2 separate regions of the Mus musculus genome follow, and region 2 is linked to region 1. The links are chromatin loops, found by intact Hi-C in ENCODE. Cell type or tissue: left cerebral cortex. All regions are shown on one strand. Links, peaks and the distances in the headings refer to the core of each region. The heading gives the core; the rest is flanking DNA.

The links. Hi-C counts contacts between places; a loop is a spot of excess contacts. Peaks named below come from ENCODE experiments on the same cell type or tissue, not always from the same donor. Only the 100,000 strongest peaks of a DNase experiment are listed, where the experiment ranks them.
Region 2: it touches region 1 in a loop (2.5-fold over the local background); 4 of 42 quality-filtered maps call a loop at or near these places.

Annotation. Positions count from the first base shown.
Region 1 is chr7:100,809,711-100,824,843 of GRCm38, reverse strand. It overlaps Fam168a (family with sequence similarity 168, member A), which reads right to left. Exons shown (of 9, transcript NM_001362169.1): 3 at 11,844-11,924; 4 at 6,082-6,108; 5 at 587-712. Among named protein-coding and RNA genes, the nearest start is that of Relt, 46 kb to the left of the region's middle. In left cerebral cortex, for the core only: CTCF peaks have their summits at 5,955 (motif pointing right) and 7,933; DNase peaks (open chromatin) are centred at 7,891, 8,476, 8,731, 10,237 and 2 more places; H3K27ac peaks cover 3,134 bases.
Region 2 is chr7:100,699,967-100,715,099 of GRCm38, reverse strand. It overlaps Fam168a (family with sequence similarity 168, member A), which reads right to left and starts at 8,465. Exons shown (of 9, transcript NM_001362169.1): 1 at 8,207-8,465. In left cerebral cortex, for the core only: CTCF peaks have their summits at 4,278 (motif pointing left), 8,322 and 8,895; DNase peaks (open chromatin) are centred at 7,368, 7,786, 8,536 and 8,782; H3K4me3 peaks cover 3,188 bases; H3K27ac peaks cover 2,353 bases.

The DNA.
Region 1 (15,133 bases), core at 2,397-10,396:
GTCCATGTCATATCATGTTCTCACAGTGTAGCTTTCATGAACTAGGGCAATGTCTGCTATATAAAAGACACTTTTCTTTTCCAGAGGAATATCTAGAAGCATTTTTGGGTGTGACAACAGAGCTTTGTTTCTGGCAACTAATGGAGAGAGGCTATAGATATGTACTACTAAACATCCTACCACACATAGGAAAGAACTTATCTGGCCCAGATGCCAATAGTGCTAAAGTCAAGAAATCTAATGGATGGGAAGAGCTGCCTCTGTTCAGAGATACACAAGGCCTTCAAATGGGCTCTGGTCCTTTCCCCTAAAATTCAGTAACAGTTTCTCACAAATGCAAGTTCTTGGCCCAGGAATGCTCCTCTCTCACTGCTGTGGGGTAGGATCCTAAAGTTAAAGGCATGATCAATGGTCATCTTTCTTGAATGTCAAAGTCCAATGTTCTTGCCTGAGTAGGAAGGAGAACCTCTTAAAACAGTGTTTTCATTAAAAATGTCACTTTAAAATTTTCCCTTTCCTTTCTTGCTACAAACAAATCAGCCCCGACCAAGGGGAACCAGGATAGGAGGAGACAGGCTGTATTTACTGAAAGCCGCAGAGGATGCCTGGTAAGTTCGGTTCTCGGTCCCGGTGTCCACTGGGAGGTGGAAGGTGCCTTCAGTGCCACAGGAAGACGAGTTCTGTGGCCAGGCTTGTTTCATCAGCAGAGTGGCTTAAGGGAAGACACAAGAATGGCATTAGGCAGAAATAAGAAGCAGGCATCATCAATTATAGACACAAAAGCAAGGGTCTTATGCTAGACAGAAACATAACTCAAGGAGTCTGCTCAGACACACAGGATGGGATTGTAGGTTGGAAGGAGTGCTGAGGTGAGCTTCCAAATGATCTAAAGCCAAGGAAACCTACATTTAAATACGAAGACTCGGGATTTTTCTACCTATGATAAAAACCATGAAGATGCCCTTGAATATCACCATTTTCCACTTGACCTTCTAGTCTAAGACTTACAGTATATTCCTCTACCACCTTCTCATTAACATTTGGCAGTGTGGTGGGCCAAATTAACTGAGTCTTTAAAAAAAGTCCCTGTGGTCTGAGACTTATCTGAGGTATGGTTAATAAGTGTGAGTTGCTTCCAAAGAGAAACTGACAAGTAACTGCCATTTTACATGAGCTTCCCTGGGACAGCATCTCTTTTAAAGGACTGAGCTGTGCATGGCAGTCTCAAAGCCTGAGCACTGTGGCTCTGCTATCAGCCATGCAATGGGCACTCCTTGCCAATTCCTTCTGCATACTAGCCATGGTCCGACAGACACACTTCCAGCATATGTCTGAATATCTCCTAATAGGCGGTACTGGATGTTCCAACTGAGACAGCTCCTCATGAGTTAGAGATGATCCTTTGGCCACCATGACAATACATGTCAAAACTGGGGTAGGTGCGTAGTATGTTACAGAAATTAGTTTGAGATATGTAGAGACTTTCCAGGATAGCTCAAAGCTCAGCTTGAGAAATTTCATTAAGTGTTCTAGAAGCAGGGAATGACTCAAAAACTTACCGTCATGGTATCCTGAGGGGAAGGAGAGAGGAAATAGGGGGGAAATTCCTTTATAAAAAGGAAGAAAGAGAAAAAGTGAGATAGAGAAAGAGAGAGAAAGGAGAGAAAGAAGGAAAGAGAGAGAGAAGGAGAGAAAGAAGGAGAGAGGAAATGAGAAAGGAAGAAGGAGGGAGGGAGGGAGGGATGGAGGGAGGGAGGGAGGGAAAGAGAGAAAAAGAGAGAAAGGAAGGAAGGAAGGAAGGAAGGAAGGAGGAAGGAAGGAGGAAGGAAGAAGGAAGGAAGAAAGAAGGAAGGAAGGAGAAAGGAAAGAAAACTATTCTTTCAAACACCAGGAGACACAGTTTTGATCCAAATTTCTATTTTAAGGTTAAAAAATGATCAATTTTTTCTTTATAATACTTTTACATTCTAATAAGATGTTGGAAGTTTTGGGCACAGAGTATTCTAAAGTATATTAACAGTATGGGGACTAGGCTGACAACAACCAGATGAACCTGAAATCTTTTCGTAAGTGGATAAGGAAAGACAGGGAAGCATAATAAGAAAGTATGGTGGCCCTATAGATTCCTACAGGGTTTGCTACCTCGAGAGCTTCTACAATGTGTTTGCTGACTGGTTTACAACTAACATCTCTGTTCCTTCTATCACAGAGTTGTAATGGCTAGGGAAGGTTGTGGATTCTGCTGGGTTTTTCTGAACTAAAACCAAAATGTAGCTTCATCGGCTGACTGCTTGCATTAATGGTCTGCAGTATATACAGCAAAGGCTGAGGAATGAGAAGGCAATCATGGGCAGGAAAGTGACACTAAAAGGAGAATCTGGCAAGAGAAATGGAGACAGCATAACTCCATGCAGAGCCCAGAACCCTGCTAGACAGCCAGGACAGTGTGGAGCTTCTGCAGAGGGGATTTAAATAAACACCTCGGGTGTCTGTCTCCAGAGGGTGGGATGCTAATATGAAAGGAATTAATAAAGGATCCAATTAGTGTCAAAAATCTTATCACAATGTCTCCAAATTCAGGGATTGACATCCAGTGAGGCGGGAGGCCACAACCATCCACAAACAAATTACTGCTGTGTCAAATAGGTAGCTCTGAGAAGTCAAACAGAGCAGTTCCATGCCCTAAGAGCTCAGTGGGCCTCCACCAAGAACCAAAAGGTCTTAATTTGGCCATAGCAATTTGGAGAATTTAGAGGTCCCAATTTGTTCTGTTCTGACTTTTTTCCTCCTCCTCCTTCCGAGTGGGGTATAGATATAATTTTCATTATAAGCCCGAAGTCTGACAATTGCCTGAAGGACTGTGTGACAACTGAAGTTAAATCAAAATTAGCCACAGAGTACTGAGGCCTAACTGCACTCAGCACTGAGGGGAATGCCACGGTGGACAGGAACACACGTGGGTTACGTCACTGCACACAAGGGACTTACGATCTACTGGGGATGCAACTCAGCCACACAGCAACCAGGGAGTGAACAAGACAGCATGTCACAGTAAAATAATGTTGCAGATCAATCAGGAAAGAAGCCAGTGTCATTGTGTTGTCAACAATGTCTTTCCTAAGCCATCACTTAGGCTAAACTTTCACATTTTACAAATAAACTGGACGTTTCTTCTGGTTTTATTATACAGAAAACAAACAGCATTTTCTGTATTTTTCCTTAATGCTTGAATAGTTAATAATTAAAAAAAATAGATACATGTAAAAACTAAATGAAAGTAAGTTTTTAACAGTCAATTTAACCTCCTTGCTGACTGCATGAGTCTGTCTCTTCTCCCTGCTACAGTAATCCTTTCTGATGGTGACAGCAATGTGGAGCTCAGCTGCTGGACAAAACCAATGCCAACTGAAACTCTTAGCAGCATGGCGATAGAAAGAGCTCTTGTCAGGCAGGCCTGTTTTGGGGTGCCAAAAAGGAACTACTTCCTAAAAATCTTCTATCCTTTGAATTAAGTGATCATTAATTACAGATGTATCACATGAAAACATTATTAAGCCATCCACTTAAGAACGTATGTAATTACTATAGCTGTGTAAAAAGGACAGCGAGTAGACAAATAAACACAGCAGAACTGTGTGCCTGCCGAGTTCTAGCTGCTGAGTTGTTCACTTCCTGGATATGGGACCCTCATGCCCTCTGACACTAGAACAATCTGTTAAGCACATTTACAAAGAGAGGCAGCAAGGGACCATCATCCTGAACCATGTACTGAGTTGGGAAATGAGATCTAGCCTGGGCTCTGCCACTTACTAGCTGTGAGACCTTGGGCAAGTCACTTAATTGTCTGAGCTTCCTTTCTGTTGTATTGTAAACTGGCAGTACTAATGATTCCCCGGTTGCTTAATGGTATTGATAACATCATCAGTCTTAATGGTTTCTAGTTCTGGTAGCCCTATGCTTCCATCCCTACAGTTATGGCCAACTCCAACTCAAGCTCTCATCTCCTTCTACTTAGCCACTTCAACTGTTTCTAAATGCTCTGGGCTTGGTCTTTTTAAGTAGTCCCTTCTAACCTCCAAGCAATAGCCACACTGGTCTCTTAAAAACTTCCCATGGTTCTCAGTACCTAAAGGCTACAGATTCAACTCTTCGTATTAGAGACTCCCCTGATCTAATACCGACAATGTCTCGTGGTTTGAACAGAAATGTCTTACATTGGTTGACAAGTCTAAATACTTGGTCTTTTGGCTAGAGGTGATATTTTGGAAGATTGTGGAACCTTTAGGTGGCACAGCCTTGGTAGAAGTAGGTCACTGAGAGTGGGCCTGGAGGTTGTATAGCCTGGTCCTACTTCTCAACCACTCTCTTCTTCCTGACTCACAAATCTCCCTTGATTCTCTAATCATCTCAGCTCCAACCCACACCACTGTGCACAAACTGCTCATCACTCTCCGAGTGTGCCAAGGGGCTTTACCCCGAATGGTTTGGTCTATTCTCCTAGCCCTGTCAGCATCTCTCTCCACATTCCACCTGGCACACATGTATTAAGTAATCAGTCATGAGCTAAAGACTCCATTCTATTATGAAGTCTTTTCCTCTGCCCACTCTCTATCACATTATCCCATATAACTGACTATCCTAGTTCCTGTGAGTCTTAGAGGTTCCTGTCCCTGGTTGAACATTTCCCCAATAAATTGTGAGTTTCTAGAGAATAGGGAGCTTGTCTTACTGGTCTTTGGATATTCACAGGGCCAATGTAGGGCCTGGCACAGAACACGTTGTGAATCACTCCACCCACATTTATTAGACGTTCTAATTCAGTGGTTCTCAACCGTCGTAATGCTGCAACCCTTTAACACAATTCCTAATGTTGTGATGACCCCAACCATAAAACTATTTCATTGTTACTTTGTAACTGTTATAAACCCTATGTGTCTCGTGATGGCCTGAGGTGACCCTTGTGAAACCCCAACACAAGTTGAGAACTGCTGTGCTAATCAGAAGGGTGCGGAACCATGTAGCCTTCTCTAAGTTTTTAGGGTCTTTTGTTTGAGTTCACAAAAAGTAACCTCACATGAACAGTAAGTGAAACAGTTCTGTAGCTAGCACTACTGAAATAATAAACATTACAAGAGAATGAAATGTTAGCATTTAAAAAAGACCTTGAAATCATGTGACATGAAAAACTTTATGGCCTGGGGACATTAGCAAGTTGCCCAAGATCACACAGCCCACAGCAGTAGCAAAAGAAATCTCACAGCTCATCTTCTGGAAGATGTGCCATGTATAAAAACATTCACTTTCCAACAGTAAGATTAAAAGTTGAGAAAACATTCAAAGATTTTACAAAGATACCCTAAGTAGCCCAGGTGAGTGTGGTAAAAGTGGCAAGTCTCTCCTATGGTCCCTTACTGTCTATGACAAGAAGGACCTAGTCAAGTTACACCGCTGGGACCCTCACAGGTGCCCACAAGTTCCTGTGGTGCCTTGGGCCTGGAGTCCACACTGCCCAGAGAACTCAACTTGGATCCCTCACCCACTGGCACACTTGGCTCGTAACTTTCATCATCCAGAAAAATACTCCAAAAGTGAGGCCAGAGCTCAAGATCTGGATGAAGGCAACAGACTGTATCTAAAGTCAACCAGGTCTTCAAACATGTCAGACTGCTAATGGCAATAGAAAATCTGATCCTGGGGCCATCGGACTGGTGTTTTAGGGTCTAATAGGCACAATCAAGGGGCTCCTCGGAGCCTACCATTAAGCTAACAGAGGAACCACACACAGGTCTTAGAATTTTCCTTCATTTGTTTGAATCAGGCAGCCAGGTTAGGGTGTGAAACGCCTTTTAGTGCCATGATCCTTCATTGCTGCCCTATGGGAATGGTTCATGTGTGTCTCCAACCCATGATTTTGCACCATCAGACATGTTCCTGCATGCTATAGGAACTGCTGCTAGGCCACCTGGGGGAGCCCAAGCCTAGGAGATGGGATTTGGGGAGGAAAGGAAAGGGAATCTACCATTGTTACAAGATAACACATTCATAGGTCATAATACAGATGAGGAAAAATAGCTCTCCTACCATAAGCTGAATGCAGGAACTGAAACTCTGTTGGATAGAAACGTTAGTTGAAATTACCACTAAGAATCTTTGCAAAGTTGTACATACTGCAGTTCTACAACAGACCTGTTTCACGATAGCAGTTCCCCAGGCTGCATAAGAGGCAGACTGTGGAGGACAGGAAGGACCCCCCCTGGAAAGGGTGACAGACTTGCCATCCAGGAAAGTTTATTTGTTGCAGAGAAACCTCTCTGAATGCTGCAGGATCTCCCAGAGAAGTGACCCAAAATTGCCTGCATATGAACAGGAGTAAGGTCGTGCTCTCTGCTTGTCTATATTAAGACTATTTCAATTCTCCCAAGAACTGTGGAGGGATTTCAGGCATGATGAAGGCTTTACAATGAAGAAAAAAATGAAGGCTCAGGAGATATGACCACCATAGATAGGCCTCTCAAAGAACTAGGTCCAACGTAGAGACACTCCATCTAGGACAGTGTTGTGCCGTAGAAGGAACACAGGCTATGGGGTCAGACAAATGGGTTTGAATCTCAGATACATGGCATTTTAAATTTAATTTTGAAGGTTATTTAATCCTCTCTGAGTTAAACTGGAGGCAAGAAACTCTAGCTAACAAGACAAAGGTAAAAAGGTACACTTGTAACTTGCCTTGCATAGAGATTTTTCTCTACTTTCTCCCAGGTTTGTAATTTGGGAAAACCTCATATATACTTCATATAGTTTAACTCTAATGAGACAGAGATGAGAACATGCTTCTTATGAGAGAGTTTGGACATTACTTTCCTATTTAGTCTTCTTTCATTTTCAAGTTACATTATCAGGAATATGTTAAACCCTTTGTTCCCTGGATTCTGAAAAAGATCTCTTGGCTAGCTCTTGCCTCCTGTGAGGCTAAATACCTAAATATGATCCCTAAAATTGGTAAACACTTAGGAAGAAGCCAATAAAAGGCAGGTAGTCCACTGCTTTTCAGAACCAATGAAAGAGCGAGCTTTCCTCTGTATCCTAGGCAGATGTATCTAAGGAGCACAAAGGCTGCTAAAAATAGGGTCTCTCCAAGCAATTGCTTGGTCTCCTTGAAGTAAGGAAGAAAATTTAAACCCAAGTGCCTGGCTCCTTGCAGGCACCGCCCTGCATTCCAAATGACCAGCTCTGGCAAGAAGCTGAGAATCACCTATACTGTTCCCTCTGACCTTGAGCCTCTATGACAGGAATTTCCCTGTAACAGTCAGACCTAGGATGGTAGAGGTAAGCAACACACAATATGAAACACACGCAGCTCTCAGTGTGTGTGCATGAGCATGTGTGTGTCTCAAATGTCACACAAACATTTGAAACGGTTAATTCCAGTTTGGTACCTCTTCTTCCCCTACCCCCTTCCTTCCTGTTTTTTGTTTGCTTCTTTGAGACAGGCTCTCCCATGGGGTACAAGACAATCTTTAACTCTTGTGTAGCTAAGGATGACCTTGAACTCTGATCTTCCTGTTTCTACCTCCAAGGTGCAGAGATAATAGGTATGCCTGGCCAGTGTGGGGCTTTCTAACACAACACTCCAGTACTATCCCTTGTTGTGGATTTGGGTTTCTGAGTAAATGGTCTAGCTTTAATCATAGCTTACAAGTGTCTTGACTTTTTAAAGCACTAATCCTTAGGTAGAGACTTCCTTTTTATTTTAGTATTGAAATGTAATATTCCACACACAGCAGCACCTTTCCAGACTCGCCATGTTTTTAACAGTCTCAGACTCCTCTCTGAACTGCCTTCTTCTCCAGCCCGGCTGCTCCCGTCTAACACTTCAGTGTCTGCCCACTGTCTCAGCAATGACAGGCGGCTAAGAGTTCTGGTGCAGCGGCAGGATGCCAGAATGCAGATCTAGCTGCTGAATTTCAATAAGTTTCTTCTTTCCCAATTGGAAATTGGGAAAAACAAAGTACTCAGTTTGTTGTACTATAAAACAAGTTAACATCTATAAAGAGTTTCAAATTGTTGTTGACACAAATGAAACATTGAATTAATCGAAGTTTTGGTTTTTTGTTTTGTTTTGAAACAGGGTCTCAATTATGTACCCCTGGCTGACCACGAACTCATGGAGATCCACCTGCCTCAGTCTCACAAATGCCAGGATTAAAGGCATGCACTACCATCCCTGGACTAATAGCAGTATTTTATTCCTTGTTCTGCCAGCTACTTGCCAAACTGATCCTTAAATAATCCTAAAATCTCTTCCCACAAGTGCCAAATACTCTTGAGAAGGTAGCTTGCTGTTAGAGGGTCCCCTTCAGCTACCTCTAGTGCTAGTCCTGAGCCGCTCTGCACTGCAGGCATTCCACCTCCTGTCACTCAACTTCCCAAAAGAAGAAAGAAGACGAACATCAGAGTCCTTGTTGCCATGGCAGCTGCTGGGAGGCCTAGCTCCATGTGACTCTGGCATCTCTGACTGGTCTTGTCTCGCCCCCCCCACCAGTGCACACGGAATCCCACTCTCACCCGGATGCCCCTTCACCTGCACATTCCTTCTTCACTGTGCCTTTGGTTTTCTTTTTTTTTAGCTGAGTCTCTGGAAAGCATGCTACCATGCTATCCATTGCTCTCATTTCTCTGTGTCACTACACACTGCTTCCCAGGATCCCCACCTCCCTGACTACAGCCAGTGAGGTCACCAGGATTCCTGACTATGACGACAATAACTTTTCTGTATTCATGACCTCACCGGAAAGTCTGCCACAACTCACCTCCTTCTATTTTCGGCTGGTGACAAAGCCCATTCACAGATTTCACAGTACTTGGATTGAAATCACTTATGTACTGTGACATTTCATAATGTTCTCTTAGTTTTTAAGATAAAATGTTTTTATCAGATAATTAGTGTAGTTTTTATACTGTTGCTGCTCATTATTACAGATTTGTGGCAGTAGAATAACGTATCTTACTGATTAAAGGAAACAGACATTAGTCCACATGCCACTGTTCTCATTAACTCTTTTGGGACAGTAATGGCGGCTTCTTCAAGGGAGCATCACCTACATACAGTACCTTCTAGAGTGAGTAAGGCTTGTATAAACTATTTAATACAGACCATATAAACATCTCTTATGGTGGTTAATTTGGCTGACTTAAGAAACATCTAGAAACCTGATAACACACATATCTAGGTGCATATGTAAGGATGTTTCTAGAGATGACTGGGTCACGAGAGCTCTGACCTAATGAATCATTTAATCCACTTATGCATTCCACATTGGAGTAGATTATGAGGATGTGGTTGAAAAAGCGCCCTATGTGGATGGAGGAAGCAGGTCATGGGTGTGCCCTTCAGGGCTGTATCTTGCCCTGGCTTTTCATCTCACCACTCTGTACTTCCTATCAGGCATGACGTGAACAGCTCCCTTCTGCCACATTTCCAGTACCATGATGTCCTCCCCAAGCACGTGGGACCAAGACATCATGAGCTGAACCTCATGAAATGGTGAACTGAAACGTTTTGATCACAGTTGAACAAAAGTATTAATTCGGGACATATCCATCATTTATTATACGTAAATACGTTCTCTTTTGGGGATGGAAGGGTCTCATGTAGCTCAGGCTAGCTTTGAATTTGCTATGTAGCAGAGGCTACAGTTCAATTCTTGATCCTCTGCTATACTCTCCAAGTACTGAGATTAAAATGTGCACCACCATGCCTGCATAGAATAGTTTGTGACTGTACAAACAAGCCAAGGAAAAATAAATGAAGGGGCTGACTGTAACCTCACAGCATGTGTGTAATATGATAGTAATTCCAGGGCTCAAATATAGGTCTATAAATATAGCCCGTGTTCTTTTCTGTCTTAAACACCTCAGAAGAAGGAGAATAACTCTAGCAAATTCCAGATTGTCTCAGAAAAGCATGGAACAGGAAATCTGCCAAAGGCTCTAGTATAGAAGTTGTTGTCTTTATCAGGATGTCCTGACCACAGGGAGGTTGAATTAAAGAATTCCTGGGGGCTTTTCAATCCCATAATATCCACTAATTAAGAAAATAGAGGAGGGAGAATGTGACATTTAAGGCCTTTCCAAATTGGTTGCTTGCAATCAGTGGCTTAGATTCATCCAGTCCCTCTCAGTCTACGCATTCCCACTAGCTCTAGACTCAGGTGTCAAGTTCCACATCTCCACCGTGCCTTTACCACACTCTGCCCCCTGTACCAGACTTTCTTCCCCTGTGCGCTTCCAAGGACGCCTCCTACTTCTGTCTCAAGCCTCTACTTATAGCTCTACTTATGAGGATCAGTTTTTTTTTTTTGGTTTTTCGAGACAGGGTTTCTCTGTATAGCCCTGGCTGTCCTGGAACTCACTCTGTAGACCAGGCTGGCCTCGAACTCAGAAATCCGCCTGCCCCTGTCTCCCGAGTGCTGGGATTAAAGGCATGGGTAACCACCACCACCCAGCCCCTACTCTTACCTCCAGGTAGAATATGATTCTGCCTCTGTTCTGATATGTGTTTTTTTGTTTTTTTTGTTTTTTTTGTTTTTTTTCTCGAGACAGGGTTTCTCTGTGTAGCCCTGGCTGTCCTGGAACTCACTTTGTAGACCAGGCTGGCCTCGAACTCAGAAATCCACCTGCCTCTGCCTCCCGAGTGCTGGGATTAAAGGCGTGAGCCACCACGCCCAGCTTATATGTGTTCTTTTTATAACACTCACTAATACAATAATATTAATACAATTTATTAATAAAATGAAGTACATTTATTAATATGCCAGAATCCAAAATTAACTCTTAAGTGCCTTCAGGCAAAGATGACAACTCTTACTTTTTCTACCCCAGCATAGAGGACATCTAACAACTGCTTAGTAAGGGATAAGGAACTCATATCACCACCTGTAACCCTGAGGTAAGTAGTTGCATGTCAATCTCGAAGAAGTGAGGTGACTTGGCCAAGGCTGGACATCTAGGGAGAAGGCTAATAATACCGATTCAAACCGAGGAGGACTTCCTAACCTTAGAGGCCACTCCTTCCCCGATCATGTTTCCTGGGTGTTAACACCAACCAAGCCCAGGAATTAGAACCATTGTAAAGAAAACAAAAGCAAAAACAAAAACCAGTAATGGTCCTAGCCCAAAAACAAGAGGGAAAAAAACTTTCCTATATTTTCTTTCTTTAGGTTTTTTTTTGTTTGTTTTGTTGTTATTATTTTGGTTTCTTTCTTACTATGAACTCAAGATAACCTCAGACTGTGTCCTCAGCCTCCACGTGCTGGGATTAGAAGCATATATCAATCATGCCTAGCACCTCCTTCAGGATTTCTCAAGCCCATTCCAATCTCTCAATTCAAGTGCTATATGTCTTCTATTTCTGACAAACAAGCAACTTGTGTCAGCCTGAACACAGGCTCTTTACTCTGGTGGCAAGTCTCTCACTCTATTCCAAATTTATACCCCAGAAGGAGAGGGATGGGGAATGGAGGGAGGGACAAAGAAGGAGAGAGAGAAGGATTCCCAATGGCAGCCTCAGGTTTGAGAGGGATGAAGTGGTTCTAAGATGTGGAGGCATGTCTCATATATTCCAGCAGAGGAGAGAGGGGCCACCCTTAAGTCCCAGAGAGAATGAAGGAGATTCTTCTCCTACTCCCACCCAGACACTGTTCTTCCCCAGTTCTCCAGAGAGAATCAAGCCAGAACCGGCTGACTCCAGGACAAAGTAAAGAGAAGGGCCAAATGGTGATTCTGTTGTTACAAATGGAAGCCTACGTCCACCCTCTTCGCTGCTGCCCCCACCTGTTGCTTACCTGGAGCATAACTAGGGCTGTTGGTCGGGTACAGGCTGGGGTTGTAGGCAGGAGCAGCTGCCGGGTATGCTGTGGGGTAACCTACAGAGACATAAGAAAAGCCTCAGTTACTTATGCAAGGGGCTAAGAAACAATCTAAGTCACAAGCTTGGCTTTCAGTCTCTTCACAGACTATTTCTGACTGCATACATGAACAGCTTTCAAATTTCAAGAGAAAAGTCTCAAAATAGTGCGACTCTATTTTTAAAAAGCAATGCATGTAGCATGCCTGTCTCTTCACTGTAGGATGGTAGAAACAGGATAGACATTCATATTGTAAAACATAAACTGACCATCACATTCCTGCCACACTACTACTCTCTTCCCAAAAGGCAACCCCTCCAGCAACAACAGTTTTGTCATCTATTTTGTTCATACAGTTTTCTTTTTTTATTATTACCATATTCTGTGTGCATGTGCCTGAGAAGGCACGCACTTTTACCCACTGAGCCATCTCATTAGCCCTCAGATAGTTTTCAATATATTCATTATTCTAAAAAAATAAATCTACTTAAAAAGGTTTTCTTTGTGTGCATGTATGTGTACACAGACGCTCATATCACTGCACATGTGTGAAGGTCAGAGAACAGCTTAGTGGAGCTGAGTCTCTCCTTTCTGCTGAATGTGGAATCCAGGCATCAAACTCAGGTCAAAAGGTTTGTCTGGCAAGGGCCTTAACCCACTGAACCACCCAGCCAGCCCTACACACTGTTTTGTTGTTGAAATTCTAATGTGCTATATATAAAATTTGTCATTTTAACTATTGTTGTCACTATAATGCTCACTGTCCCTCCGTTGGCTATGCACTTGGCACCTGCTCCCCGCCATCTGTTAGCACTGTTCTGGGAAGCTGTGGAATCTAAGAGACACAGGCCACCGGGGGCACAGCTTATAACCTGGCTCTGCTTCACGGCCCATCTTGGTTTCCTGTCTGCTGTCTGATGTGACCAAGGGCAAGCTCTGCCCTCACAGCCCTCACGGACATGATGGAATACATTCCTTGAAACCATGAACTAAAATAAATTACTTCTCTGAAGTACAGTGATCAGAAAAATAGCTAGCATATTATTTGGGTAATTCAATACACTTCATTACTTTCCTAGTGTTATACAACTGTCCTCTGTGTCTCTAAAACTTACCATTCTCAAATAGAAACTTTGTAACCACTGTTCCTCCCAACCCTCTAGTCCTCACTGGTAACCAATCTAATCTACTTTTAAATAGTTATTTCTAGAATTCATCTCTATAGAAATAATCAGAGTCTGGGCTGCAGAGATGGCTTAGTGGTTACAAGCGCTACTCTACCAGCAGACCTGGGTTCAGTTCCCAGCACCCACAGGCAGCTCACAACAATTCATAACTTCAGGGGATCTGACATCCTCTTCTGGTCTCTGTGGGTACCAGGCACACACATGATGTGTAGACATATATGCAGACAAAACAACTATTTACATAAAAATAAATATAATTTTGAAAAGGGGTGTTTCAAAGGTTTTGGTTTTAGGTTTTTGTTTTGTTTTGTTTTCAGGTTTTAAAACGTTTTATTTGCAATTCTTCCCCTTCCCCACCAGCCAGAGTGGCAGGCAGCCTTCACTGTTAGTGCTGCTTGGCTCTCGAGTGTGAAGGCCTAGCACAGTCACTTAAACCTGACCCACCCTCTTTGCTGCTCACAGAATTAAACAGCAAACAGAAGTAAAATCGGAGGCTGGAGAGATAGCACAGCAGTTAAGAGCACTGGCTGTTCCCGAGGATGAGGGTAGCCCAGGCTACTCCAGAACTCAAAAGCCTCTTGCCAATCCCTGCTGGGGCTGCACTTGTGAGACACTCCACCAGCTTCATAGAGTTCTTGGGCTAGTCCCAAGGTTCATCCATTCAGGACATATCTACTCTGTGTCAAACACTGGATTGGAGACTTCTATCAGTACATAAAGCAAACTTGCTTGCTCTCATGGAGCTATATTCTAAAGGGGCTGGAACAGGCATGGGATAAATATCAAAAAAAAAGTCAAGAGTGTGGACAAAAGAAAGCCTTCAGGCAAGGTAAGAACAACAGAAATGTCTGGGCAGTGCTGGCACACACATTTAATTCCAGCCCTTGGGAAGCAGAGGCAGGCAGGTCTCTGAGTTCGAGGCCAGCCTGGTCTACAGAGTGAGTTCCCAGACAGCCAGGTCTATGCAGTAAAACCCTGTCTCAACTCCACACCCTCCCCAAAAAGGAACACTAGAGGTGTACTACAGATAGATCACTGCAATAATCTGGGTAAAATACACTGAGAGGTTCCATACCCAAAGGTTTGAAGGAAATATGTGACAACTAAGTTGACAGTATAGGAAAAGCCTTTTAGAGCAGAGCATCAAACAAAACAAAACAATTGAAGAAGAAGAAAAAAAAAAAACCCACTCAGTGAGGAGGCCCTACATTGAGAGGTACATAGTTACTTTCCTCTTTGCTGTAACAAAATATCCCTGAAACACAGCTTAAGGCAGGGCTTATCCTGGCTCAGTTTGAGTGTACAGTCCTTCACTGGGGAAATCATGCCAGCAGGTGAGTGAGACAGCCAGTCACAGGCACATGCAGGGAGATGACGCTGGTGGTCGGCTTCAGTTTTCCTTTTACTCACACCAAGATCCTGTGATGCCATCCACAGTCGGGGTAGGTCTTCTCACCTCAAATAACCTAGTCTAAAAATACCGTCACAGAGTTTGTCTCCTAGATAGATTCTATTTCCTATCAAGACAACAATATTAACTATCAGAGGACTGTAGAGAATATGTCTGGAGAATGATGAAGAGGCCAATGTGCCTGGAGTGAATAAACAGGGCACCGTAGCAGCAAGGAGAGTGAGAAAGAGAATGTGCTCTTCAGTTCACGTAGAGCCTTGCAGGCTCCTGTGAGGACTCACGGGTTCAGTCTGAGTGAAGCAAGCAGCACACACAGTTTGGAGCAGAACGTCATAATCTTATTTATGTTTGAAACAGGGCCACTCTGATGGTTGATTGAAAGGCAGCAAGGGTGGAGAGACAGAGTCCAGCTAAGAGCGGATGGCACATGCTGATGCAGAGGCGATGGAGGGGTGCTGAGTACTGGCTTGCTCCATATGTTTGCTCAGCCTGCTTTCTTATAGAACACAGGACCACCAGCCCAGGGATGGCACCATCCACAACGGGCTGGGGCTGGGCCCTCCCCTTCAATAACTAATTAAGAAGATGCCCCACAGCTGGATCTTATGGAGGCATTTTTCCAATTGAGA
Region 2 (15,133 bases), core at 4,104-12,103, 110 kb after region 1:
TGTCTCTAATCCCAACACTTGAGAGAGAGAGGCAAGTGGATCTCTGTGAGTTATAGGTCAGGTTGTTCTCATAGTGAGTTCTAGGACAGCAAGACAGAGAGAACTCTATCTCAAAAATAAACCAGCAAATAAGTAAATAAATATTAAATAATTAAATTTCCCTAAAGCCAGGCAACCATAATAACAGTGACATACACTAGATGTTCTCTGGAAACAGAATAGAGTGCTTGGTTTTTATGACAACCTTAACTCTTCACAAAGATTTATTTTATTTCTTTATGAGTACACTGTCGCTGTCTTCAGACACACCAGAAGAAGGCACTGGATCCAATTACAGATGGCTGTGAGCCACTATGTGGTTGCTCAGGTCCTCTGGAAGAGCAGTCAGTGCTCTCTTCACTGCTGAGCCATCTCTCCAGCTCCTCAAAAATTTCTTAAGGAATATCATTTAATGCAAAAAGATGAGCAAAGTCATGAAACATCAATGTAGCTTAGCAACTACAAGGCACTTGGTGGTAACCAGTACCATGTGTGATGAGAAATAAACCAGGAATATAAGTATACACTATACTGCTGGATAGGCATAGCTCATAGACACCTATAGATGTTGAGTGAAGGAGCCAAGGGAGAGACATAAATGGAAAGTGACAAGAACATACCCCCATAGATCTGTGTCTTGAGTAACCCTATGGATGGGCAATGCCTTTAAGTTAGGACAAAAACAAAGAATTCAGCATTTTAACTTTTCTGGGTAGTAAGTATACAGAGACAGTGGTCAGAAGCAGACAGCAATATGAGTTGTTTTGGAGACACTGAACTGAGAACACTGGAATGGCTATAATGGAGGTGGTAGAGAGAGCCAGAGCTATGTCTGAAGCTCAGTACAGGGCTCTGAGCTGGAGAAAGGAATTTGACAGCCATTAACATATGGGCAAGACTACTCACAAAATCAAGGAAGTCAGTCTAGTGAGCCAGGAAGCCAGCCCTAAAAGAAATGAACGCTCATAAACAGAAGATATAAAGAAATAAAAAATAAATACCAAACACTTATTAAAAGGCAGAAATAACAAATATTTTTGTCATCTATGTCAGCTATTTCACAATTCCTGAGAGGCATGACGGCACTGTAAAACCAGAACTTTGGAGGCTAAAGCAGATCCCTGGAAACCTGAGGCCAGGTCACTCATCTACGTGGTAAGTTCCAAGCCAGCTCCATCAGCTTGATGACCTGAGTTCCATCCCTGACACCCAAAAAAATGGAGGAGACAAAGATTCCCTCAAGCTGTACTCTGACTGCCACCATGCACCATGACACAAACACACTCAACATCCATACATGCAAACATATTAAATAAATAAATTTAATTTAAAAAATTCTCCCTGGGCATGGTGACCGGGGTAACTTTATTCCAGCAGCTCTTCAGGAAGCAAAGGCAGGTAGATCTCTGTGAGTTGAAGGCAAGCCTGGTCTACACAGAGTTTCAGGAAAGCCAGGGCTACATAATGAGGCCCTGTCTCAAAAACAAACAAACAAATGGGGTTCGAGAGATGGCTCAGTGTGGTTAAGAACCCTGACTGCTCTTTCACGGGTCCTGAGTTCAAATCCCAGCAACCACATGGTGGCTCACAACCATCTGTAATGAGATCGGATGCCCTCTTCTGGTGTGTCTAAAGACAGCTACAGTGTACTTACATATAATAAATAAATCTTTAAAAAAAAATGCTACCCCTGATAAACAGCAAACCAAAAAGGGAAAAATATAAATAAAAAAAAAAGTAAAAAATTTTAAAAACCTGAACAGTAAAAGCTCAGGCTGGAGAAGAGCGCTTGCGCTGTCTGTGTGAGACACCTGCTCAGTTACCACCTTAAGCTGAATGTGGTGGCACATGTCTACAATCCCAACAGTTAAAGGTAGAAAATAAAGAATAACAAAAGAGCAGTCTCAAGAAGCAGCTAACAAGAAAAATAAAAATGTCAGTAATAATAATAGCTACTATATTATCTATTATGTGTGTCCATGTTCCAGGTACTTGTCCTTATTTAATTCCTGAATCAACCCAACAATGGGTATTAATTCCCTCTTCAATATGTACATCTAGTCCTTCTCATTCTACTACTCTCTGCAATTGTTACAGAAAACAAAAAGGGAAGTAGCTATATTTGTCAGAATAATGGCAAACAAACAACATATATTCCCCACTCCAATAAATCCTTAATTTCTTTTTCTTAGCTATCAAGCACATTAAATGTAGCATCAGATCCCGTAAGTTCACTAGGTAGGAATCCTGTAGCCCTTTTTCCAGCCCACTATAGCTAACAATCTTTACATTTCAAGGGGAAAACTAGAGAATAGCTTTCATGTTTGCCCCCATTCTACTGGAAGAATTTTTAAGGTAGACAATAAACCAAGTCTAACAAGCTTTTAATGATGTATAAGTAAGTACCTTGGTTTCAGTTCACATTTAGGTTGCTATATTTCTAGTATGTGCACCTCAGAATTTCCTATTTGTGGTACTCTATCTCTGTATTTCAGATGAGAGATGGTCCCACATAAGTAGGTAAAGGCCAGTGTACCAGGCAGGCTGCCTAGCTGCAAAATGGAAGATGTATAAAACCGTAACTAGAAATGTAGAGTAAGTCAGAGTGTGGTACATGCCTATGATCAACTAAGGCAGAAGAGGACTTCAAGTTTGGGATTAGCCAGAACTACAAAGCAAGTTCATGTCAGCCTAAAATACGAAGAGATACTGTCTCAAAAAAAAAAAAATAATAGTGTGCCAAAACATGACAAGAAGCTTCAAGCTAATGTAGCAAAGAATTAGAATCTAGGGCGTCTACAATTCCTGCCAAAGACTCCCAAAGAGAGCTTTTCAGAGCTCACAACACTACTTTCACAACCACCACTCCTCATTTTATTATTTAAATGTAGATTGATCTACATTTGAGTAATCTGAGCGACCATAAAGACAAATTTGCTTCCTCTAGCTATCTAGACTACCCAGATTCTTTAGTATCTGCATATGGGCACAACAGAAAACTGTATGGGCACTGGGCTCAGCGTCTGAGTATATAATTAACCTGAGGGAAGCTCTGATATGAAGGGAGGGAAGGAACAGGGAATTAAGTGGTAAGGGGATAATACACACTAATTTTCCCTTTTTACTTTTTGTAACTTCCTATTTATACCAAATATGTTTATTATTTATAACAATAAAACAGATAACACTTTCTATAGTTAAAGAATAAAAATAAGGCAGAAAAGAAAAAATAGGAAAGGAGAGGTTTCACATAAAATTCAGGAAAGTTATTACTTCTAAGGGAGAAGAAAGATTTAATCAGGCAGGAGACAGTGCTGCCCAAGAGACTTTAAACCACTAACTCCTGACAGGGGTGTACTTCTATGGTACAGAGCTTTGCCTGTCATGTTCAAGGTCCTAGATTTGATCTGGATGGAGATAGGAAACAAGTGTGCCAAAGACAAAGACCTCTGATCCTATAACATGAATTCAGGAAGCTAACACGGGAGGATCACTCTTGGGCTACAAAACAGGACAGCATCTTTAAGTAACAAAAGTACTAGAAATCTCCTTTTTTATCAAGTGAGGTAATGAGTACACAAATCTTCAACTTGTTACTCTTTTAAACAATTAAAAGATTCACAAAATCTGTGCTAAATATACCTTTATACATATGTACCATTTCATAATCTAAAAAGAAAATATGGTCAGGGTTTGGGAACCAGAATTCTAGGAAATAATCTAGACTCTGCCATTAACATCTAACATATTTAAGGCTGTATTCCTTAAACAAAGCATTTTACTACTCTCAACAGCGTAGTTTTTACTTGCTCAATCACAAAACTAGCAGCTAACTTCTTTTTGACATTTAATGAACTGTTTAAAGTTCCTAAACTATAAACATACAAACTGTAGCTTAATTGTGGTTTCATAATAATATAACATAATAACTTCTTCATAAACAAAAGAATGCCATAATACTAAGAATACAGTGGCAGGGTAACATAGCTGCTATTCACCATCCTAGCTTCTGCCTATCTCTCTATGATAATAAAAACTGATATTGTTTTAATGTACACTATTTAACACATTGTGCTAAACGCTTTCTTAAATTATTCTCCTTAGGGCTGGTGAGATGGCTCAGTGGGTAAGAGCACCCGACTGCTCTTCCGAAGGTCCAGAGTTCAAATCCCAGCAACCACATGGTGGCTCACAACCATCCGTAACAAGATCTGACTCCCTCTTCTGGTGCGTCTGAAGACAGCTACAGTGTACTTACATATAATAATAAATAAATAAATCTTTAAAAAAAAATTATTCTCCTTAATCACAAGACAACCTTAATGAGGTTAATTTTATTATCCTCACTTTATAGATAAGTTCACTGTGCCCAAGGTCACACAAGAGGTAGCAGTGAGTAAGCTTCAGACCCACTCTATACCACCACATTCATTCTGCCTCGATTCTAAACTTAAAACAGCATGACAGTGAAAGCCCCCTGGCAACTGCTTGTTCATCCCCATCTCCCCTAGCACCGGGCAGGCATTAAATAAATAGTGAACATACAATTCATATATACACAATGTATTTAAAACATGAACCCATTTGTCTCCTTTGATGGCCTTTGTGAAATATCAATGTTTTGTTTTGTTTTGGCATTTTAACCACAGTTAAATACACAAGTCTAGACTTTCAATGTATTCACAATGTTATGCAATCATTACCACTAAGTATAAAAAGGGTTTTATGACTTTACTGAAATCACTCCACTTTCAAATGCTGGAATCGATTTTTGAAGTCAAAACCCTTGACTCCTAAATTCTTGGGCTCCTCATTTTCCCCAGGCTACCAAACCTTCCACCTGTTCTCCACTTGTTACCAGTGTCTGCTTCACAACTGCCCAGGTGAACCATTACTGTTGGAAAAACAAATCCATACAAACAGTTCTCCCACGTGATTTCTCTTTATTATTTTGAGGTTCAAAAACCAGGGCTTTAACATGAACAGCCAGCCCATCTCCAGAGCATGCCTGCAAATCCACAAAAGCAAGGTCTGGACCCCAGAGTAAAGTTATGAGGGGAAATGCTCTCATTGGTTAGATTACACACTCAATGAATTATAGGCAACTGCTCAAGCTTGAGTTTGTTTGGGTTTTTTGTTTGCTTGGTGGTTTGGTTTGGTTTGGTTTGGGTTGGGTTGGTGGTTTGGTTTGGTTTGGTTTGATCTGGTTAAAATATAGAAAGCATCCTTTAAGGGCTAGAGAGATGGCTCAGTGGTTAAGAGCACAGACTGCTCTTTCAGAGGTCCTGAGTTCAATTCCCAGCAACCACATGGTAGCTCACAACCATCTGTAATGAGACCTGATGCCCTCTTCTTGTGTGTCTAAAGACAGCGGCAGTGTACTTACATATAATAAATAAATCTTTTTTAAAAATGACATTTCTGGATCACAGGGCCCCCAATGGAGGAGCTAGAGAAAGTACCCAAGGAGCTAAAGAGATCTGCAACCCTATAGGTGGAACAACATTATGAACTAACCAGTACCCCAGAGCTCTTGACTCTAGCTGCATATGTATCAAAAGATGGCCTAGTTGGCCATCACTGGAAAGAGAGGCCCATTGGACTTGCAAACTTTATATGCCCCAGTACAGGGGAACGCCAGGGCCAAAAAGTGGGAGTGGGTGGGTAGGGGAGTGGGGGGGGGGTATTGGGGGACTTTTTGGATAGCATTGGAAATGTAAATGAGGAAAATACCTAATTAAAAAAAATTAATTCAAAAAAAAGACATTTCTAATTCCATGGATAATCCACCCTCTAAATGGGCATTTTTATGTGTTCGATTATAAATACCAAGAAAAATGCTTTGCTTTCTAGCTGAACACTAAAACGTTAACAGAAAAAAGAAAGTATTTTTAATTCCCATTGAGATCAATTTTATCTCCTTTCCATTTCTCCTCTTTTTTCCCTAGACTACACTCTAATCAACAGCCACGTCAAGTTTAACATATTAGAGTTAATGAAATTAAACCTGAAAACAGTCTTCCTGAAGACATACCCTCCTTACATTCCTCTGAGCCTTCCAACCCCAAGAATAAACTCATCGACAACCTTTACATCAAATTTCTGATGAACAGATGCAGTTATTCTCTTATGCAGTGTGCCTACATCAACAGCATCCTCTTAACAACAAAATATGGTTGCATGTTACACTTTTTATTCACACCTGACAGAATTCTGATCACCTGAATTTCTCTAGAAGAAAATTCAATTTGTAGAAACAGCCCAATTATTTAAAAGCTTATCATGTCAAGAGAATCGAATGAAAAATTCCATCAGTACCAAACCATCTCACCAAAGAATGAATATTTATTACATTTCTATATTTCCTGTCTTCTCTCTGTTTACATAAAGTGATGGTGCCAAGACTCATCTCAGGATTATTAGCCTGCAATACAATGATGGGCCTAATTGCCTTGCAAACCAGGACACCAATAAATGGAGACTTCAAGCAATCAATTTTATTGGGGGGAGGTGGGGCTTGCTAACCTCTTTCTGCATACATGCACCTTGCCTGCCTAGAAAATAAATTCAGTCTTCCTATTTTTCAGTCTCATTAATCAGTTCTCAAGCAAGAATGCACCCTTAACAACCTCAAGTTCATCAAAGTCTATTTAAATTCCAAATTCCGGGACTAGTTTCAGTTTACCAGGGGGAGGGGGAAAGGAGAAAGCAGAGACAGTTTCACCTTCTCCCACCTTTGCTTTGAGAGCCCCCAACTTTCCCTTTTTGACATAGGAACTGCAAGACTCCCCACTCTCCCTTAATTCTACCTTAAATGGCTCTCTCATAACTTTACCCTTGGGGCTGCTATTTCCAGACAATTCCAACGTAAAACAAAAAGGTCAAATTGATAGCATGAGATATCCTCTAGGAGAATCTTTAATGTACCTTCTCTGTCCCCTGTGAAGACCCTTCTAATGGTCTTGTTATTACTGTCTCTCACCCAAGCAGCTGATGTAAATGTTCTAACCCCTAAACCTCTGGTGTGTCTTGGAGGACATCTTAATCCTTCCTTTCCTAAATAAACTGACCCACTCCATCCCCGCTGCCACCTCACCACAGGTAACCAGCTTATCACAGACATTTCTTCTGCAAAACTGGCAGAGAGACATTTTCTTTATGATACCATCCACTAACCTTGCTCGACACCTGCCAGAATTATTTTAGTTGAGTCCAGCTGAGTAGTCTGACATATCCTCTACCTCCAACTTCCGCTCAGGGGAGCCACCTTGTTCCTTCCAGAGACTCTAAACTCATCCTAAATCCTTTTCCACTGAGCCCTCATCCCCAATTTCAATCCCTGTCTTCCTATTTGGGGCCCAACTTACAATTCACTCCCTCCTGTCAGCTTACCTCATCCATCCATCTCCTGTAGTTGGAGGTCTCATCACTACCAGTCCAAATTCAAACCTCCAGCAGCAGCCTACCTCAAGAAAACCCCAAACAATTCCTACCTCTTCTGTTCTCTCCAAGCCCTATTTCCGTAAGTATTCACAAATTCCATCATCCCCAGAAGACAACAGCCCATTTCAAGCTGGGGTCTCAACCCATGCCAAAGCCCTCACCCCCAGCTCCTACCATCTCCATCTTCCTTCCCCAGGTCCACCCCAAGTCCCACCTTCCAAAATTAGCACTCCCTAGAGTCCCATCCAACGTTTATATCCCACTGGCATTGAAATCATCTCCTTAGCCCCCACCCCGCTCTGATCACAAGCTGTCAACTGCTTCAGGCCAACCCCAAATCATCACCTTCATTCAGTCCCATCCCCCATTAAAAGACATCCCACTCCAATCTCACCTTCCACCTCGCCCCAAGACAATCCCAAATTCCACCTCAATACCCTACACACCCCATGCTCCTATCCCTGGTCTGGTTATCCCTCCATGTAAAGTCCTACCCCCTCACCCCCCTCCGCTACCCTCCCTGACCTGCTGCTGTCCCACCCTCACCCCACTCCCAGCCCGCGTACGGACAAGTCTCCCCCACCAGCCCGCCGTTCCATCGCCACCTCGGTCCCCTCCCCCAAGCCGGCGCGGGGGCCCTACAGCCCCCACCCTCGTTCTCCCCGGCGCCACCAGCCCTGGCTCCACGGGAGCGGGCCGGGGGGCGGAGGGGGGGTCTCCTCACCGGCGAGCTGCTGCAGACGAAAACCGCGGCGGCCGCAACTGAAGCGGCGATGCCCTTGTCTTCTCTGGAGGCTACAGCGGCGACGCTCTCGTTCCCTCGTCCGTGTCCAGTAGGGTGGTGGATGGCGCGCAGGGACGGGAGCCTCCTCCTCCTTCTCCTCAGCTACTCAGATCTGAATCCTCTGCAGTAGCCGCGGAGAAACCCGACAGTGGGGGAAGGGGACGCTCGGCTGCAGGCAAGAGAGGAGGAGGCGGAGGGAGGGGGCGGGGGACCGCTGAGAAGGGCGGGGGAGGAGGAGTCGGCGCGCTGTCCCGACACGTCCCACAGCCTCCGAGCTCTTGAACTACAACTCCCGGCATGCTCTGCCACGGCCCTGCGCGGCCTGGTTCTCCCAACCCTGCTCCGGTCCTGGACCGCACCCTCTTGGGTCACAGACAATGGACTCCCACGGGCTTTTGTAAACTCAAAGGCCTCTTGGGAGGGAAGTTGGATATTTCCGCAGCCTCATCTCCATGAAGCAAAACAACCTACACATGCACTCTTTTCCGCCCAAGGGACTACACCTCCCAGCATGCCGCACACAGTTTCCCATTCTCTCCTTCCGGACCCCTCTCAGACCCGGTACTACAGTTCCCAGGAGTGTGGTCCTTGCGAAATGCTGGGACATGCAGTTCTCAGTCCTTCCTCCATGTTAAGAAAAAAAGAAGTGAAAGAGAGAAAAAGGGGAAGGACTATTCCAACCCACTGAGCTTGGGCCTAGATTGGCTACATCACCTGTAATTCTGTACTCTCCTCGCCATCTCCGTTGTCACTGTCTCGCCAGAACTAATGCTGCATCAGCTTCCCTGGCATCCCTGAAAATCAGAGGACAAGTCTGCAACTTAAATCCTCATGTAAAAAGCACATTTGTTTACATTTACATTACTTATAAGTATTTAATCTAAAAAGATTATCAAAAATTTTTGGAAAACAATGCCCACGGTTATTATAGGAGGTTGTTGAATATGAGTTGAGAAGGATGTAGATATTCATCAATAGAGGGCTGATTTAATAAATAGTGATGTATGTATTCAACGTAATGCTAAGCAGCCATTTAAAATGATGGTAAATATCTTTAGACATGAAAGGCTTTTCACAATTTCTTGTCAGAGGGGCAAATTGATAGCAAAAACAGCAAGATTAGACAGGTTCGATTTATTTGAAGTTCGAGGATATAAAAGCGTAAAGATTTCAGTGAAGAGATTCTCCAAAATGTTATCAGTGATTATCTTAAAGAAAGAATTGTTAGGTTTCAGGTTCCTCTTATCTTTTATACTGTCTGAATTGTTTAAGGAAGCACACACCGTTTTTTAAACATAAAAGGTTATTTCATATGCATACACACACACACACACACACACACACACACACACATGCTTGCACGCACACACACAGATACAGCTATAGATATTCCAAATACAACAACCTCTTGATTTCCCACCTACAAACTTTCCTTGGGTCTTGTTTACCTAAACAGTGTTTCAGGACTGTGTGTCTACCTTTCTGTAAATCCCACTATTAAAATAATGGTAGTTGTGTACTGTATTAGTTACTTCTCTGGTTGCTGAGACAAAATACTTGATAAGAGCAATTTAAGGAAGGAAGGAAGGAAGGAAGGAAGGAAGGAAGGAAGGGTTTACTGTAATTTACAGTTTTATCTTAGGGAAGATAAGTGTCAGGTCCAAAAGAAATTCAGGACAAATAGTGACCTGTGGTGCCTGGCTATTAGCATACCAAAGAGCATTCTGACCTCCATGCACCGCTTAGTGATCCCTCAGTTTCATAAGAACCTGTTACAGACTCCTTGGCTCTAACATGACCCTAAATTTCTTCAGTTCATGGGCTTCCCCCCCCCCCCCCGGCTTCTCATTATCCTATAACCCTAATATTTGGGCTCTCTTGGCCTCCTCTCTCTTGCCCCTCTTTCTTGGTAAGCTCTTTCTCTTTCTTTCCCTGCCCCACCTCATAGCCAAGTCCATTCTGTTGGCCATGTTCATTCTACCACTCTTCTTTCTGCTCTGGATTCTTCCAGATGCCTCGAGCTGAACTCTCCCTCAGACCTACAGTAAAATCTCCCACTGAGCCATAGCACAGAACTATTACGTCATCAGTGTAAGCAGTAAGGCCCCAGGAGCAGGTCACGTGAGAGGGAGATGCTTGTTCTCTCTTTCATTCCATCTAAGAACCCCATCCCGTGCACTGCCCATATTTAGGGTAAGCCTTCCCACCTCAGTCAGCCTAATCTAGATAATCCCTCCGACATGCGTAGAGATCTGTTTTTCCACAGTAATTCTAAATCCCATCAAACTGACAAGATTAGCCATCACAACTACAATTTATGGAAGAACATAAAGTTAGCAAGGAGCTCTCAATCTCTCTTCCCAAATTATCTCTTTTCGGGGACCTTCTCTCTCTGCTCCAGACAAAGTTTCCTATAGCCCAAGTTTAACTGGAACTGGCTCGATAGCCAACGCTGGACCTGAAAGCCTTGAAAGCCTGACCCGCCTTTCTTGGCTCTCCAGGCATGCGCCATGTTCCCAGCTGCCTCTTCCTACTCATTCTCAAGGCCAAAGCCAAAGGTATACCTTCCATAGAGCTCATTTTAGACGAAGTGATTTTCCTTATATCTTAATTCTTTTTTTTTTTTTTTTTTTTTTTTTTTGGTTTTTCGAGACAGGGTTTCTCTGTATAGCCCTGGCTGTCCTGGAACTCACTCTGTAGACCAGGCTGGCCTCGAACTCAGAAATCCGCCTGCCTCTGCCTCCCGAGTGCTGGGATTAAAGGCGTGCGCCACCATGCCGGGCATATCTTAATTCTTATCTTGGTGGTTTCTAATCTGAAGGTCAGAGGTCCTTGTGTTCCCGGTACGTGAAGATAAGGGATCAGGATTATGATAAAGGGTCTGAAACACTCTACCTCACAAATCATTGTTTGTGGAATAAATAGGATGTATTTGCACCTAAAAAAAAAAAAAAAAAAAAATTTTTTAGCCAGGTGGTTGGTGGTGCACGCCTTTAATCCTAGCACTTGGTAGGCAGAAGCAGGCAAGTCTCTGGTTTCAAGGCCAGCCTGGTCTACAGAGTGAGTTCCAGAACCCTGTCTCCCCGCCCCCCCAAGTCAACACACCCACCCACCCTGCCAGGCAGGTCTGGAGAGATGGCTTAACAGTGAAAGGTACTAGCTAGGCAAGCCTGACACCCAAGTTTAATTTCCAGAACCTACCACGTAAAAAGCCCATGTGGAGGTGAGCACAGCCCTCACACATCAAGATGAGAGGCAGAGATGGGAAATCACCCAGAAGCTCCTGGGCCCAGGAGCCTAGAGTACAAAACACCATAGCAGAAACTACAGAGACCTTGCCTCAGGAAGATGGGTAGAAAGAACAGACTCTCCAGTCTCTGAGGTGGGGGTGGGGGAGGGGGATAATTTGGTTGGTTCGTTGGTTAATTTTTGGTTTTGTTTTTTGCCATGATGAACATCAAACTTAGGGCTTCATATATACTAATTCTACTGAGCAACAACCGCTCTAATTTTCTAAATTGAATTTTCTTCAAGATAGACCCTTTTCCGTTATTCCAATGGTAAGGAAAGCTTTTCATGTGTTTTTAGGCTAGTGAAATAGATTCTTTTCTCTAGTGCCAGGTTTTGTGGCATGCGCCTGTAACATCAGAACCCAGGAAGTAATGTCAGAAAACTTGAGAATTCATTGTCAGGCTATATAGAGAAAAGCATTATTTCAAAGAAGAAAATATAAAATAAGAGCCAGGAGCACAATGGGGAGGTGGAAAGAAATGGGGCAGAGTTCAGGATCAGCTTCTACTACATAGCAAGTCTAAGGCCAGCCTGGGCTACATGGACCCTGTGCCAAAAGAAAAACAGAATCAAATTTTCTTTCTTTCTGTTTTTAACTTTTAACTTTTTCTTTCTTTCTTTCTTTCTTTCTTTCTTTCTTTCTTTCTTTCTTCCTTCCTTCCTTCCTTCCTTCCTTCCTTCCTTCCTCTCTCTCTCTCTCTCTCTCTCTTTCTCTCTCTCTCTCTCTTTCCTTTCTTTCTTTCTCTTTTTTTTGACTATGAGTGCTTTTGCCTGAATATGCATGTGCACCATGTGTGTGTCCAAAGAGGGTATTATTAGATCCCCTGGAACTGGAGTTACAGACATCTGTAAGCTACCATGTATGTTCTGGAGACCCAAGTCCTCTAGAGAGCAAGCAGTGTTCTTAATCTCTGAGCCATCATTGCAGCCACAACACTTCTGTTTTCTCTATTTCATTAGACAAGTAAGGCAGAACACTGTGGCACCCCTTTAATCCTAGCATTCAAGAAGCAGGGGCAAGCAGATACCTGAGCCTGGGCTACAGAGCAAGTTCTAAGACAGAGCTACACAGAGAAACCCTTCCTCAAAAAATGAAGCAGAGAGGTAAGCAGACTCCTCAAACAGCTCTTTTTTCTTTATTGATGTTTATGGATTATTGTTTCAGCCATTATAGGTCTTTGTGTTGATTATTTCTACTCAAAGGACTTTCCCCAGGGGCCAGCTTTGCAGTGTTCAGTGTTATTGACAAAGACAGGATCATTCACTCTGCTTTTCCATCCATAGTAAATTGTACCACGTGTACCTTTCTTTAGCTGCTGTCACTTTTATTTTTATGTTGATTTTTTTTCTACCGTATAGAATTCATTCTACAGTCCCATGAAAATGAACTCAGAGTCACGATGAGCCTGTTCAAACATGATCCTTTGCCGGTCACTCGCTGATTAATTTGCTCATCCCTGCTAATGTTGATGGGCTTTTTGCATTTAAGTCTCAAAACATCTTTGGAAGCATTGGTACCAGTGTAAGCTTTGCTTATAACACCACTCTGGGAGTATACTAACGGTAGCTTGGTTGAAGGGTATTTACCTGTCATGCTCAAGGCCCTGAATATGATCCCCAGCACGAAAATTTAAATAAAAAAGCCTCAGAGGTCAGGCACTGAGGTACCACTCACCAGGGAGAAGGAGTCAGGAAGACTAGGAGTCCAACCTCAGCTACAGGGGGAGTTTGAGGCCCACCTGAGCTGCACAAGCCCTATGTTAGTAGTAATAGTAATAATAATTTACTCTAGAAACACAATAAGATGGACATTAAAGATTACGTTAGAGAAACTGAACTGATCTTTATTAATAAGGCAAAGGCTGTATTAGTGGCTAAAACATTTTTTGTTTTGTTTTTCAAGACAGTGTTTTTCTGTGTAGCCCTGGCTGTTATGGAACTCACTCTGTAGCTTAGGCTGATCTTGTAAATCGATTGTTTTATTAAATCCTCCAGCCTGCGCTTCCTCAGAGATGCCTTTTTTTTTTTTTCCTGTCTTTTTTTCTTTTTCTTCTTGGTTTTTTGAGCCAGGGTTTCTCTGTATAGATTGGCTGTCCTATAACTCATTCTCTAGACCAGGCTAGCCTCAAACTCACAGAGATCTGCCTGCCTTTTCCTCCTGAGTGCTGGAATAAAAGGTGTACATCACCATTGCCTGGCTTCAGATATGCCTTTTGAAAAATAAATTGTCTGTGTGTGTGTGTGTGTGTGTGTGTGTGTGTGTGTGTGTGTGTGAGAGAGAGAGAGAGAGAGAGAGAATGAGCACATGAAGTGTGAGTACGCAGAGAGGCCAGAAGAAGGAGCCCCCCTGGAGTTGGGCTTACAGGTAACTGTGAACTACCTCTTACCTGTACTGAGGACTGAACTCTGGTCCTCTGGAAAAGCAGCAAGTGCTCATAACCACTGAGCCCTCTCTCCAGCCCCTCACATACCCATTTTATAGTAGAGGAAATTGAGACCCAAAGCAAGCTGCAATGAAAACCATACCAGGTTTAATCCTCAGCTAGTGCAACTTGACTGATTATAACTTCCAAAGTTATCTCATTTTATTTATACATTTTTGCAATCATCTTTTTGGAGAGGTGAACATAATTTTTTAGGGTTTTAAAGAAGCTAACCAAGGGGGAAAAAAACCAAAAAAACATGATATAAGTGTTGACGCACGCCTTTAATCCTAGCACTCAGGTGGCAGAGGTAGGCGGATTTCTGAGTTCGAGGCCAGCCTGGTCTACAAAGTGAGTTCCAGGACAGCCAAGGCTACACAGAGAAACCCTGTCTCAAAAAACAGCAACAACAACAAAAAATTTTAAATTCTCTGAAAGAACTTCCTGTGACTTAATAGAGACAAAAGCATGAAAGTGTTTTATGAATGACCCAACACTGGGCAACTGGAAAACTGCCATTTGTGTTGGAAGGCTGCTACATGAACCTGCTGTGTTACATGAACACAGCTTGCCAGAGTGTTAGGAAGTGAATTACACACCCCTGACATCCAATACATGAGTAGCAAACACCCACTCTAATATTTCATCCCAACAGTCAAGGTAAAGGAGGAGAGTCGCACCCTGTCCCTCCGTCAGGACCTAACTGAGCTTCTGGAAGCCTCTCCTCACCTGCTGGGTTAGGAATCTGCTCTGGGCTCCCACAGCTGGCGCACTCTCTCCACCTTTAACCCTGCTTCCTCAATGACAAGGCCCAAGGGCATCTGACTCATCTCTGTGACCCAGAGCTCCAGCCAAAACAGGGCTTCTTACAAGTTAGGAGCTCAATAAATGGTGGATGAATTAATGAATCAGTCAATCAATTAACCAGTACATAGATTACATGGATAATCAATTCAAATGCAAAGAAAAAGTATACATTAAATGGGGTGAAAGGCAAAGGCAAAAGACAAAGGGAAGTTCAGGAAGTCATTGTAGCAAGGGACACTCCCACACAGCATGGAGAAGAACCTTGACACACTGGCTCAGTTCTTCTTCCGGCTGCTTCCAAGCTACACGACCTTTGACTTTTATCTAGATGCTTCCCGCCTACAGC